Regions from separate parts of the Homo sapiens genome. Here region 1 is linked to region 2. Evidence: chromatin contacts called from ENCODE Hi-C or POLR2A ChIA-PET data. All regions are on one chromosome and are shown on one strand. The core of a region is the stretch at or near the end of the contact, and the rest is flanking DNA. Distances in the headings are between cores, read along the strand shown. Region 1 overlaps SCAMP5 (secretory carrier membrane protein 5). Region 2 holds the start of ARID3B (AT-rich interaction domain 3B).

What was found. Hi-C counts contacts between places; a loop is a spot of excess contacts on that map. ChIA-PET counts read pairs that join two places held with the same protein, here RNA polymerase II (POLR2A). Pooled maps may share reads with other maps.
Region 1: a loop to region 2 is called in a map with no recorded cell type, with 6 times the contacts of the local background. The contact joins the enhancer-like site here to the promoter of ARID3B in region 2. A Hi-C loop is called at or near these places in 1 of 37 single-sample maps with no recorded cell type and 2 of 50 pooled maps. POLR2A ChIA-PET finds 5 or more read pairs at or near these places in 2 of 52 experiments (GM12878 and activated B cell).

What each region holds. Positions count from the first base shown.
Region 1 is chr15:75,005,806-75,011,572 of GRCh38, reverse strand. The region is part of intron 1 of SCAMP5 (secretory carrier membrane protein 5); the gene reads right to left. Among named protein-coding and RNA genes, the nearest start is that of SCAMP5, 13 kb to the right of the region's middle. Within about 2 kb of position 3,217, at least 3 of the 41 ENCODE cell types and tissues checked have a DNase peak (open chromatin) inside an H3K27ac peak, as active enhancers do; they include GM12878, where a contact is called at or near this core.
Region 2 is chr15:74,538,201-74,543,794 of GRCh38, reverse strand. It overlaps ARID3B (AT-rich interaction domain 3B), which reads right to left and starts at 2,575. Exons shown (of 9, transcript NM_006465.4): 1 at 2,465-2,575. It overlaps LOC124903528 (a long non-coding RNA gene), which reads left to right and starts at 2,707. Exons shown (of 2, transcript XR_007064719.1): 1 at 2,707-2,897. RefSeq lists enhancers at 1,580-1,639, 2,990-3,139, 2,714-3,255, 3,190-3,319 and silencers at 1,629-1,813, 2,330-2,689.

The DNA of each region.
Region 1 (5,767 bases), core at 1,968-4,467, 470 kb before region 2:
TCTACTCTCTGAAAACCCCATCCAAGGGTAGGAAAGGAACCTGGGAGGGGATCCCATACAGGGAAAGCCAAGTGACATTCTATTCCTTGACCTTGAATTACAGACTGAGCCTCGGCCTTGGTCACAGGCTAGCCTCCCTTTGCTCCTTTTGCCTTTGTTCATTTATTAGGACACTTATATGGTGCTGGAAGAATGAGTGAGACAGATGTGGTCCCTGCTCTCCCCATGAAACAGTCAATCACCTCTGCAGTAAATCATACAAAAGGCAAGCACAGCCACCGTGAAAACATACACATCATGTCCTGGTGATCTAATCTGGTCTGGAGAGGCAGGGAAATTAAATTTTTTTAATTAAAAAACTTTTTTTGAGACAGGGTCTCTCTCTGTTGCCCAGGCTGGAGTGCAGTGGTATAATCCCAGCTCACGGCAGCCTCAGCCTCCCCAGGCTCAGGTGATCCTCCAAGCGCAGCCTCCTGAGTAGCTGGAACTACAGGCATGCACCACCAGGCCCAGCTAATTTTTATATTTTTTTGTAGAGATTAAGTTTCGCCATATCGCCCAGGCTAATTTGAATTCCTAGGCTCAAGCAATCCACCTGCTTCAGCCTCCCAAAGTGGTAGGATTACAGGCATGAGCCACTGCACCCAGCCTCAGGGAAATTAAATACAAGTGGTAGTAAAAACCTGAAGCATGAAGAGGAGTTCCCCGGGCAAAACAGCCTTCTAGGCAGATGGGAAAGCATCGTACAGGGACAGTTCCTTACTAGGAAGGAGCTTCACATTTTTTTTTTTCTTAGACAGGGTCTCACTCTGTCACCCAGGCTGGAGTAAAGTGGCACTCCTGGGCTCAAGCCATCCTCCTGCCTCAGCCTCTTGAGTAGCTAGACTACAGGGACAGACTACCATGCTAATTTTTTAATATTTTGTAGAGAGGAGGTCTTGCTGTGTTGCACAGCTGGTCTCAAATTCCTGGCCTCAAGCAATCTTCCCGCTTTGGACTCCCAAAGCACTGGGATTATAGGCATGAGCCACCCATCATAAGGGAAAGAAAGCCACTATGGCCAAAGCAGAGTGCAAATGAGGGGGCAGCAGATGAGGCTGGAAAGGCAAGGTGGGCAGGATGTGCTTCCTGAGACCCTTAGGAGACAAGTTTGAAGGGGTCTTGGTTTTAAGGAGTAGGGGAAAGGGAGCAATTGGAAGACTCCCTGCCCACTTAACCCCGAGTGGATGGTGGAGACCCATCATGACAAGCCTGTGTGAGATGAGGCGGAGGTTCCAGGGGAGGACGAGCAGCTGTGCTAGGGACATACAGGGTAGAGACGCTGGGGGACACCTGGACAGGGCGTCTTATAGGAATCTGGAGGGTACAAACATGCTCTGCTCCTGGGAGTTCAGCAGGAGGCCTGGCTGACCCATGCTAAGTAATCACTGGCAAGTTAAGGCCAAGGAAACCAAGCAGCAATCACCTTGTTAGAACAGTGACTTTGGTGGACATTTATATAGTCAACAGCAGAAAATGGTCCACAACCAAGTGCTAAGGCAATGCAACATTTAAAAGCTGGGCAGAAATTTGCTTAAAGTTTTGGAACAGGAAAAACTAAATCTATGGTGTTAGAAGTCAAGATAGTATTACCCTTGATGGGGCAGCGACTGGGGGCCCGGCATCTGTTCTTGGTCGGGGTTCTGGATACACAAAGGTATGGATTTTGTGAACATTCTCCAAGCATACAGTTACAACTTGTGCAATCTCCTGTGTGTTAGACTTCCATGAGAAGTTTGCTTTAAAATAAAAACTTCAGGCTGGGCATAGTGGCTCACACCTGTAATCCCAGCATTTTGGGAGTCCGAGGCAGGAGGATCACTTGAGCCCAGTAGTTCAAGACCAGTCTGGCCAACACAGTGAGACTCCATCTCTACAAAAAATAAAAAATTAGGCAGGCACGATGGTGCGTGCCTGTAGTCCCAGTTCCTCAGGAGGCTGAAGTGGGAGGATTGCTTGAGTCCAGGAGGTAGAGGCTGCAGTGAGCCATGATTGCACCACTGCACTCCAGCCTGGGCAACAGAGCAAGACTGTCTCAAAGGAAAAAAAGCACACACACACACACACACACACACACACACACACACACACAAACTTCTAGCATTCCAGTCAAATTCTTCTGGACCTGATTAAAAGATCGGGCAATTACAATCTTCGGACTCTTTTGTGATATGGGATCAAATACAGATACAAAAACCCAGTAACATCTACCACAAAAAGAGAAGAGAAGGGTATGATAGAGACAATCAGGAAATGATACCCATACACAGGTGCATTAATTGCGGCACTGTTTTGAATAACAAAGGATTAGAAACCATCAATAGGGGACTGATTAAACCAATGGTAGTCATACAATGGACTGTTCCGCAGCTATTTTTAAAAATGCTTTGCAGCTGTTAAAAATTTTAAAAAGAGGAAGCAGTTCTCTGGGTACTGATATGCAAAAGTCTCCAAAAAGATGAGTAGTTAAAAAAAGCAAGATGTACAACAGTCTGTATGTTATACTTTTCATATTAAAAAAAAGGAAGAGAAGATAATAAGAATATATTTTCCTTTTAACCTAATAATCCTGCTCCTGTTAGTCATTTACCCAGATATAAGAAATGACAAACACACACGTTATTCGACATGACACTATTTGCATTAGCAAAATGCTTAAAGCAACCTAAATGTGACTATTTGAATATACGAGGTGCATCATACAATAGAGTATTACACAGATGTAAAAAAGATGCCAGCCATGGTGACTCACACCTGTAATCCCAGCACTTTCAGAGGCGAAGGCAGGAGGATCACTTGAGGTCAGGAGTTTGAGACCAGCCTGGCCAACATGGTGAAACCCCATCTCTACCAAAAAAATACAAAAATTAGCCAGGCATGATGGCATAAGCCTGTAATCCCAACTACTCAGGAGGCTGAGGTGGGAGAATCGCTTGAACCCAGGAGGCGGAGGTTGCAGTGAGCCAAGATTTCGCTGCTGCACTCCAGCCTGGGTGACAGAGTGAAACCATGTCTCAAAAAAAAAAAAAAAAGAATAAAGATGAGCTCAGTAAACTGCTGTGGAATGCTTTCCAGGATATATTAAGTAAAAAAAAAAAAGCAGAGCACAAAAAGTGTAAATCATATGCTACCCCTTATGTAAGAAAGGGGAAGTAAGAATGCACATATGAATTTGCTTATTTTTGCAAAAGAAACACAGGAAGAATCAACCAGAAAGTAATGAAATAGTCACCTACATAACGGAAGGGCTACGATGAGTAGAGAGACTTCCATTCTTTATATACTTATTAATAAGTTTTTTTAATATACTTGTACACATAAAATGACTTCCATATTTCAAAAACTTAAACCAAAAAGAAAAGCAAACTCTAAAACTGAAACAAAAACAAATCAAGCTAACTATACTTTAAATTGATAACAATCTCACAGACAAGAAAAAAAAAAGAGCCCAAGTAACTTTTGATCACAGTAATTCTGGGTTCTCCTATGTTCTCCTAGAAAGATAAACCTCAAGGGCAAAAATAACTGCAAACAGGCCGGGTGCAGTGGTTCATGACTGGAATTCCAGCACTTTGAGACACCAAGGCAGATGGATCGCTTGGGCCCAGGAGTTCGAGACCAGCCTGGGTAACACAGCAAGACCCCCGTCTCTACAAAAAATACAAACATGGCCAGGCATGGTAGCTCACGCCTGTAATCCCAGCACTTTGGGAAGCCGAGGCGGGTAGATCACCAGGTCAAGAGATCAAGACCATCCTGGCCAATATGGTGAAACCCTGTTCTCTACTAAAAATACAAAAATTACCTGGGCGTGGTGGCATGTGCCTGTAGTTCCAGCTACTCGGGAGGTTGAAGCAGGAGAATTGATTGAACCTGGGAGGCAGAGGTTGCAGTGAGCCGAGATCGTGCCACTGCCCTCCAGCCCGGCGACAGAGCAAGACTCCGTCTCAAAAAAACAAAAACAAAACAAAAAAAAACATTAGCGGGACATGGTGATGTGCGCCTGTAGTCCCAGCTTCTCATGAGGCTGAGGTGGGAGGATCACTTGAGCTCAGGAAGTCGAGGCTGCAATGAAGTGTGATTGCGCCACTGCACTCCAGCCCGGGCGGCAGAGCAAGACCCTGTCTCAAAAAAAGAAAAAGAAACTGCAAACAAGTCATGAATTTTAGCAAGTTTACTCTTACTGCTGGTACTGCTGTGACGACTCTAAAGCTTTGCCCGTATACTACAGGAGAGGGCAAATGAATCAGTGTGCTGATTATTTGGGGAAGGTGGTTTCTCACTGTAGGAGATACAATTCAGACCGCGGAAAGGTAAGAAAGAGCCTTGTGGTGTTGGATTCAAAGCGGAGGTATCAGTATGAACACAGAATTTTAAAAATATATATGGCTGGTCCCAAGCCAGGAAAAGGAAATACAAGGTTAGCCTGGAACATCTTGTGGTATCATAAAGAAGAAAGTACTCAATAACTAATGGAGGCAAGTCAAAAGGACACAAGAACCAGTCTGAAAGGGCTACCACCAACCAAATTTGGGACAATTAGACTATCAAAAGTAATAACCACGTGGATTTTTTTCTCTCTTTTTTTTCTTGAGACAGAGTCGCGCTCTGTTGCCCAGGCTGGAGTGCAGCAGCATGATCTCAGCTCACTGCAACCTCCGCCTCCTGGGTTCAAGTGATTCTTTTGCTTCAGCCTCCCGAGTAGCTGGGATTACAGGCACCCGCCACCACACCCAGCTAATTGTTTTTTTTTTTTTTTGAGATGGAGTCTCGCTCTGTCACCCAGGCCAGAGTGCAGCGGCGTGATCTCGGCTCACTGCAAGCTCTGCCTCTCTCCTGCCTCAGCCTCCCCAGTAGCTGGGACTACAGGTGCCCGCCACCACACCTGGCGAATTTTTTTGTATTTTTTTAGTAGAAACGGGGTTTCACCGTGTTAGCCAGGATAGTCTCGATCTCTTGACCTCGTGATCCACCTGCCTTGGCCTCCCAAAGTGCTGGGATTACAGGCATGAGCCACAGTGCCCGGCCAATTGTTGTATTTTTAGTAGAGACAGGGTTTCACCATGTTGGCCAGGCTAGTCTTGAACTCCTGGCCTCAAGCCATCCACCCACCTCAGCCTCCCAAAGTGCTGGGATTACAGGTATGAGCCACAGTGCCCGGCCCACATAGATTTTTTTTATTATTAATCCATGAGTCCAAAGTGACATTATTATTTTATTTTTTAAAAGAGAGGGAGGGCCTGGCTCAGTGGCTCACATCTGTAATCCTAGCACTTTGGGAGGCCGAGGCAGGAGGATCACAAGGTCAGGAGTTCGAGACCAGCCTGGCCAACACAGTGAAACCCTGTCTATACTAAAAATACAAAAAATTAACTGGGTGTGGTGGCGGGCGCCTGTAATCCCAGCTACTCCAGAGGCTGGGGCAGGAGAATAGCTTGAACCCGGGAGGCGGAGGTTTCAGTGAGCCGAGAGCACGCCACTCTACTCCAGCCCGGGTGACAGAGCTAGACTCCATCTCAAAAAAACAAAGCAAAAAAAAAAAAAAAAAAAAAGGGAGGCCGAGGCGGATCACTTGAGGTCAGGAGTTCCAGACCAGCCTGGCCAACATGGTGAAACCTTGTCTCCACCAAAAAATACAAAAAATAACCAGGCATGGTAGCACGTGCTTGTAGTCCCAACTACTCGGGAGGCTGAGGCAGGAGAATTGCTTGAACCCGGGAGGCGGAGG
Region 2 (5,594 bases), core at 1,326-3,825:
AAGGTTTCCTTTTCTCCAGTAGAGGGCCATGAGTTCCGAACGCTAAACATATGCTCCTAAACCTGAGTTTTAAGATGAGTGAGTGGTGGGGGTTTCGTGGGTGGGTAGGAAAAGGTGTGAAGAAGAGAAACAGGATCTAAGAGGGGAAATAGGGAATGAATTTCAGTAGTAGTAGCAGGCTTTAAAAGAAGTACATCCAGCCAATATCTAGTCTGCTAACGTGTTCTGATCTCTCTTCCTCTACATTATCAAACATTAATCTGTTACTGAACTAATGTTACTGAACATTAATTACTGAAAAGGTAACTGGGTTTGCACTGTAGCAGAAGCATAATTATGCAAACAACAATAATAAAGGAAAAGAAGGACCTGCCTGCAAAGGAGAGAGTATGTTCCCAAGCCCACAGGAGAAAGATATCACCTCTAAGCTAGACACAGAACTATCAGGCAGACAGTTTTACTCTCATAGAAAAAGCAAGACCAAGCAAGCTGCTCTTGGGTCTAAGCTTTTCAAATTTCCCTGATCAAATTGCCAGCCTGCTTGTTGAGTGGACTGAGCCATACTAACTGGACATTATAGCCTCAAAAAGAATCCAATTTCAACAACATGAAAGAAACACGCAAGGAGGCAAGAGTCTCAAATTGCAATCGTCACTCAAAAGCAAACGGGGGAATTCCTCTGGAGATTTTAAAGTTAATTAATTTGAAACAGATATCAACATTGTCTGAACAACAAGTTAATGCTGCTTCTTTTTTATAAACAGCGAAGTAAATCTCTTCACATCCCCTTTCTTTCTGATTCATTTCTATTATGATATTCTCTGACAAACACAAAAAGAAAAGTCTTTCGGGCCAAAAGCATTCTGGGGGCAGGTTTATCTGCATTCTTACCAATCAGTCTCCAAACACACATCACTTTCACACCCTCTTCTCCTTTTACTCCCCCACCTCTCCCCTGCAGGCCCTCACCCCCAACAAACTTCACTTGAGTTATGTTTCTTCAGCAAGTCTCCATAACTGAATGGATTACTATGCAAGGGCAATTTTAGGTGAACAGGACTTGCAACATGGCGTACAATTTTGTCATCACATGAAAGAAGCTGCACTGCACATGTTGGGACTTGATATCTGCATTGTTCCAGTGTTTTAGGATTGGGTCGAAAGACAAAAAACAAAGTGTCTTTAGTATCTTCAAAAATTCACGGAGAAGTAATCACATCTTCAGCAATAAAAACTGCTTGGATTTAAGATTTTTTCCAGGTTAGAGTAAAAAAGGGTACAATTTTTAAAGCTAGGCCAATTAGTAGAGATTAAAAATTCTCATTTTCTGTTTATCTTATAGCCCTGTTTGTGCCTTTTGTGTTCTGTGAAAGATTCGCATTCCAATTTGCCTCTTACTGCCTTTACTTCCTCTCTTGGCACTTCAGAAAGTGTGAGTTACGCTTGCAGCAATACTTTCATTCTGCTTTAGCTCTTCTTACAGTGTAAAAAAGCATGACAAGATTTACATCCACATTAAATTCAGTTGGCAAAAGTGTTCATTTAAAATGAAAACAATTTGGGTCAAAGAAAATTACAGAATAAAGCAAATAATTCGGTGTTCATTTTAAATGTCCTCATAGTCATTACAGTCAATCAATCACGATCGGAATAACTTCTCAACCAAGTCCTGCCAGTCACTGAACAACTGCTTCTTGTCTTGTGGCACCATCTTCTCTGAATGCTGTCCCCAGCAGAGGGGGAGGTGTCCCTCCCACAGCCTCTTATAGTAAGACTGAGATGACTCAGTTCTACAACTCAATACACACACCCTCCCCCAAAGAGCCCATTTTCCCGCAGTCCCTAAGCAGCCAGCGATCCAAACAATGCCACCTGCCTACATTTGGAGAACTTATGTCTCAAATCTAAACCTCTTCATCCCTTCACACGGGCCCCTCCCCCATTTCCCCTAAAGTTCCCGGACCACCAAGCCGGGTACAACGGACTACCTGCAGCTTTGAACCCGGCCTGCTGACCATTCCCCTGCTTTTGCTGCCGGATTCTTTTGGCCCCGGGCCCCTGTAAGCCCCACAGCCCACCTTCCCGGTCACCCCTGCACGCCTCCCCCCATTCTTTATTCACCTCCCCCCATTCAGCCCTATCATTTTTACCTCTACCAACCCTCCCAGCCAATCCGCTGGCTCTTCCGATGGCCCCCGCCCCACCTATCTGCGCGCCCACTCAGCTCCAGGGCCCCTCACCCTTCTCATCGCTTTATCTCAAACGCTTTATCTCAAATGCCCTAATGGGCACAGGGCGCTCGGGGCTCCCGCGGCGCTCTCACTTTCCTTCGCGGTCCCCGCGCCCCCGACTCGCGCATTCCCCTCTCTCTCTACACCTGCCTCGGCTCCTGGCCTCGGCCCCTCCACCTGTCGCAGCCTCCTCTCCCGCCATGCCTGAGGGAGCCCGGACCCGGGCCACTTACCTGTGCGGGGCACTCCGGGTTTTCGGGCGGCGGAGGAGGCGGCAGCTCAGGCCCCGGCGCGGCAGCTGCGTCTCGGACTCCTCCGCAGCCGGGGGCCACAGCCGGGGCGGGGCCCGCACCGGAAGCGGCGCCGCGGGGCTGGACCGCCAGCCAGGGGCGGGGGCGGGGGCGGGGCGGGGCCACAGGGGGCGGGGCGGGACCGAAGCCGGAAGCTGCTAGAAAGGGACCGGGGGGCGGGGTGGGACGAGGCGGAAGTGACTCCTACGGACCGCGCAGCCCGACTGAGTTGTGGGAGGAAGCGAATGGAAGCGGGCGGAAGCCTCGGCCAATGGCAAAGTGCGGACACAGAGGGGTTCCGGTGTGAGCACTTCCGCGGGGAGTTGAAAAGAGCTGGGCGGGAGATCGTGTTCTCCGAGCGTTTTCTATTGCGGAGGTTGGTGTGGCTTGGGCGGTTGGCTGGGAGGAAAGTAACTAAAGAGCAGAGGAGTGTAGGGTTTGCCGTCGCTTCGGTCCCCTCCTCAATCTCCTGCCTTCAAGCCGGTCTTCCTCAGAGGTTCTCGTGTTTAGATCAGCTTGTCTCTAAACTTCTCCGCTCCTTCCTGGGACAGAGACCTGGCTGTCCCGAGAATGTTGCGTCCCTTGAAACTTTCTCACATGAATTAGTATTCTCAGGTCTCAGTTTGCAGAGGTCGGGATTATGTGCCAGGTGCTGTCACCTCTTGTAAAAACACTTGCTTCTTCAGCCCTTCCCCTTAGACTCTGTCACCTACTTCACCCCGTTTGGAGATAATCTGCCGATCTGTGTATCCAGCTCCTTGTCTGTCTCCCGTCTGACCATCTTTGATAATTTCAGAGCCTATGTGGCCAACCCATTCAACATCGGGCCTCGTCTTTAGCGACCCTTATATCAGCCTCCCAATCCCAGTTAAAACCTGGACCTTGTCCCTCCAAACGCTATCGCGTCACGACTCAGTAATTTGAACAACCCTCTTTTCAACCACAGCCTGCTATTCTCTCAGCTTGACTACTTTTGAATTATAGGCCTGATGCAGTAGCTCACGCCTGTAATTTCAGCACTTTGGAAGGCTGAGGCAGGCGAATCTCTTGGGCCCAGTAGTTGGAGAGCAGCCTGGGCAACAAGGCGATACCCCATCTCTACAAAAAATACAAAGTTTAATGAGGCGTTTTGGCGCATGCCTGTGGTCCCATCTACTCGGAAGGCTGAGGTGGGAGATCACCTGAGCCCAGGAGAGGCGGAGGTTGCAGTGAGCCATGATTGTGCCACTGCACTCCAGCCTGGGTGACAGAGACACTGTTCCCCCCCCCCAAAAAAAATAGAATTACAGCATAACTGTTATTACTGTTATTTCACTTTTTTTTTTTAGAAGGAGTCTTGCTCTGTCGCCCAGGCTGGAGTGCAGTGGCGCAACCTCAGCTCACTGCAACCTCCGCCTCCTGGGTTCAAGCAATTCTACTGCCTCAGCCTCTCGAGTAGCTAGGATTACAGGTGTGCGCCACCAAGCCAGCTAATTTTTGCATTTTTAGTAGAGACAGGTTTCGCCATGTTGGCCAGGCTGGTCTCGAAGTCCTGAACTCAGGTGATCCGCTCGCCTCGGCCTCCCATAGTGCTGGGATTACAGGCGTAAGCCACTGCACCCGGCCTGTTCTTTCACTTTATCAGAGCAGAGCATCTAATCGGTTGAAAGCCTCTACTTTATCTCTTATACATTAATCCCCTCTTCACTTCCTTCCTTATCCATTTTAGATTCAGTGGTACATTAATACAGTCCTGCCCCTACTTAATCTTAATCCCACCACAACACTCCTTTTTCCCCAACGAAATCCCTCACCCTGGATGGACCTATGTGTTTCTCCTTGCTTGTACCTTGTCATAGAAAGTTGTCCTGTTGCTGGGCGTGGTGGCTCATGCCTGTAATCCCAACACTTTGGGAGGCCGAGGTGGGCGGATCACGAGGTCAGGAGTTAGAAACCAGCCTGGCCAATATGGTGAAACCCCGTCTCTACTAAAAATACAAAAATTAGCTGGGTGTGGTGGCGCATGCCTGTAGTCCCAGCTACTGGGGAGGCTGAGGCAGAAGAATCGCTTGAACCTGGACGGCGGAGGTTGCAGTTAGCCGAGATCACGCCACTGCACTCCAGTCTGGGTGACAGAGCAAGATTTCATCTCAAAAACAAAAAAATTGTCCTGTTGAGGCCGAGCACGATGGCTCATGCCTGTAATCCCAGCACTTTGGGAGTCCGAGGCGGGTGGATCACCTGAGGTCAGGAGTTTGAGACCAGCCTGACCAACATGGTGAAACCCTGTCTACTAAAAATACAAAAATTAGCCGGGCGTGGTGGTGAAGACCTGTAATCCCTGCTACTCCAGAGGCTGAGGCAGGAGAGCTTGAACCTGAGAGGAGAGGTTGCAGTGAGCTGAGATTGCATCATTGCACTCCAGCCTGGGCAACAAGAGCAAAGCTCCACCTCAAAAAAAGAAAAAGTGTCCTGCTGAACAGATTGGCGTCACTACATTAATAAAGACCAACTTTAAATGGACTGTGGGTCAGGTGCGGCGGCTCACACCTGTAATCCCAGCACTTGGGAGGCTGAGGTGGGTGGATCATGAGGTCAGGAGTTCGAGACCAGCCTGGCCAACATTGTGAAACCCCGTCTCTATTAAAAATACAAAAATTAGCTGAGCGCAGTGGCAAGCACTTGTAATCCCAGCTACTTTGGAGGCTGAGGCAGAAGAATTGCTTGAACCCGGGAGGTGGAGTTTGCATTGAGCTGAGATCGCGCCACTGCACTCCAGCCGGGGTGACAGAGCAAGACTCCGTCTCAAAAAAAAAAAGGACTGTGAACTGTGACTAGAAATTTCATTATATTTTTCTAGTCAACTTGCTCTCCACGATCTCTACAAATCTCTGACCTATACCCTTACCACTTCCCCTGACTTCCTTATCATGTAAGTAACAGAAAATGTAGAATGTCCTGAAATCGAGAAACCTACTTACTTGCCTTCCCATCCTGTCCTTACCTCCTATTTATTCAATCAAAAATATTCATTCAACTCCCACTATATGCCAGACCAGGCACTCATGTAGGTGCTTACTGAGCAATGGACAAA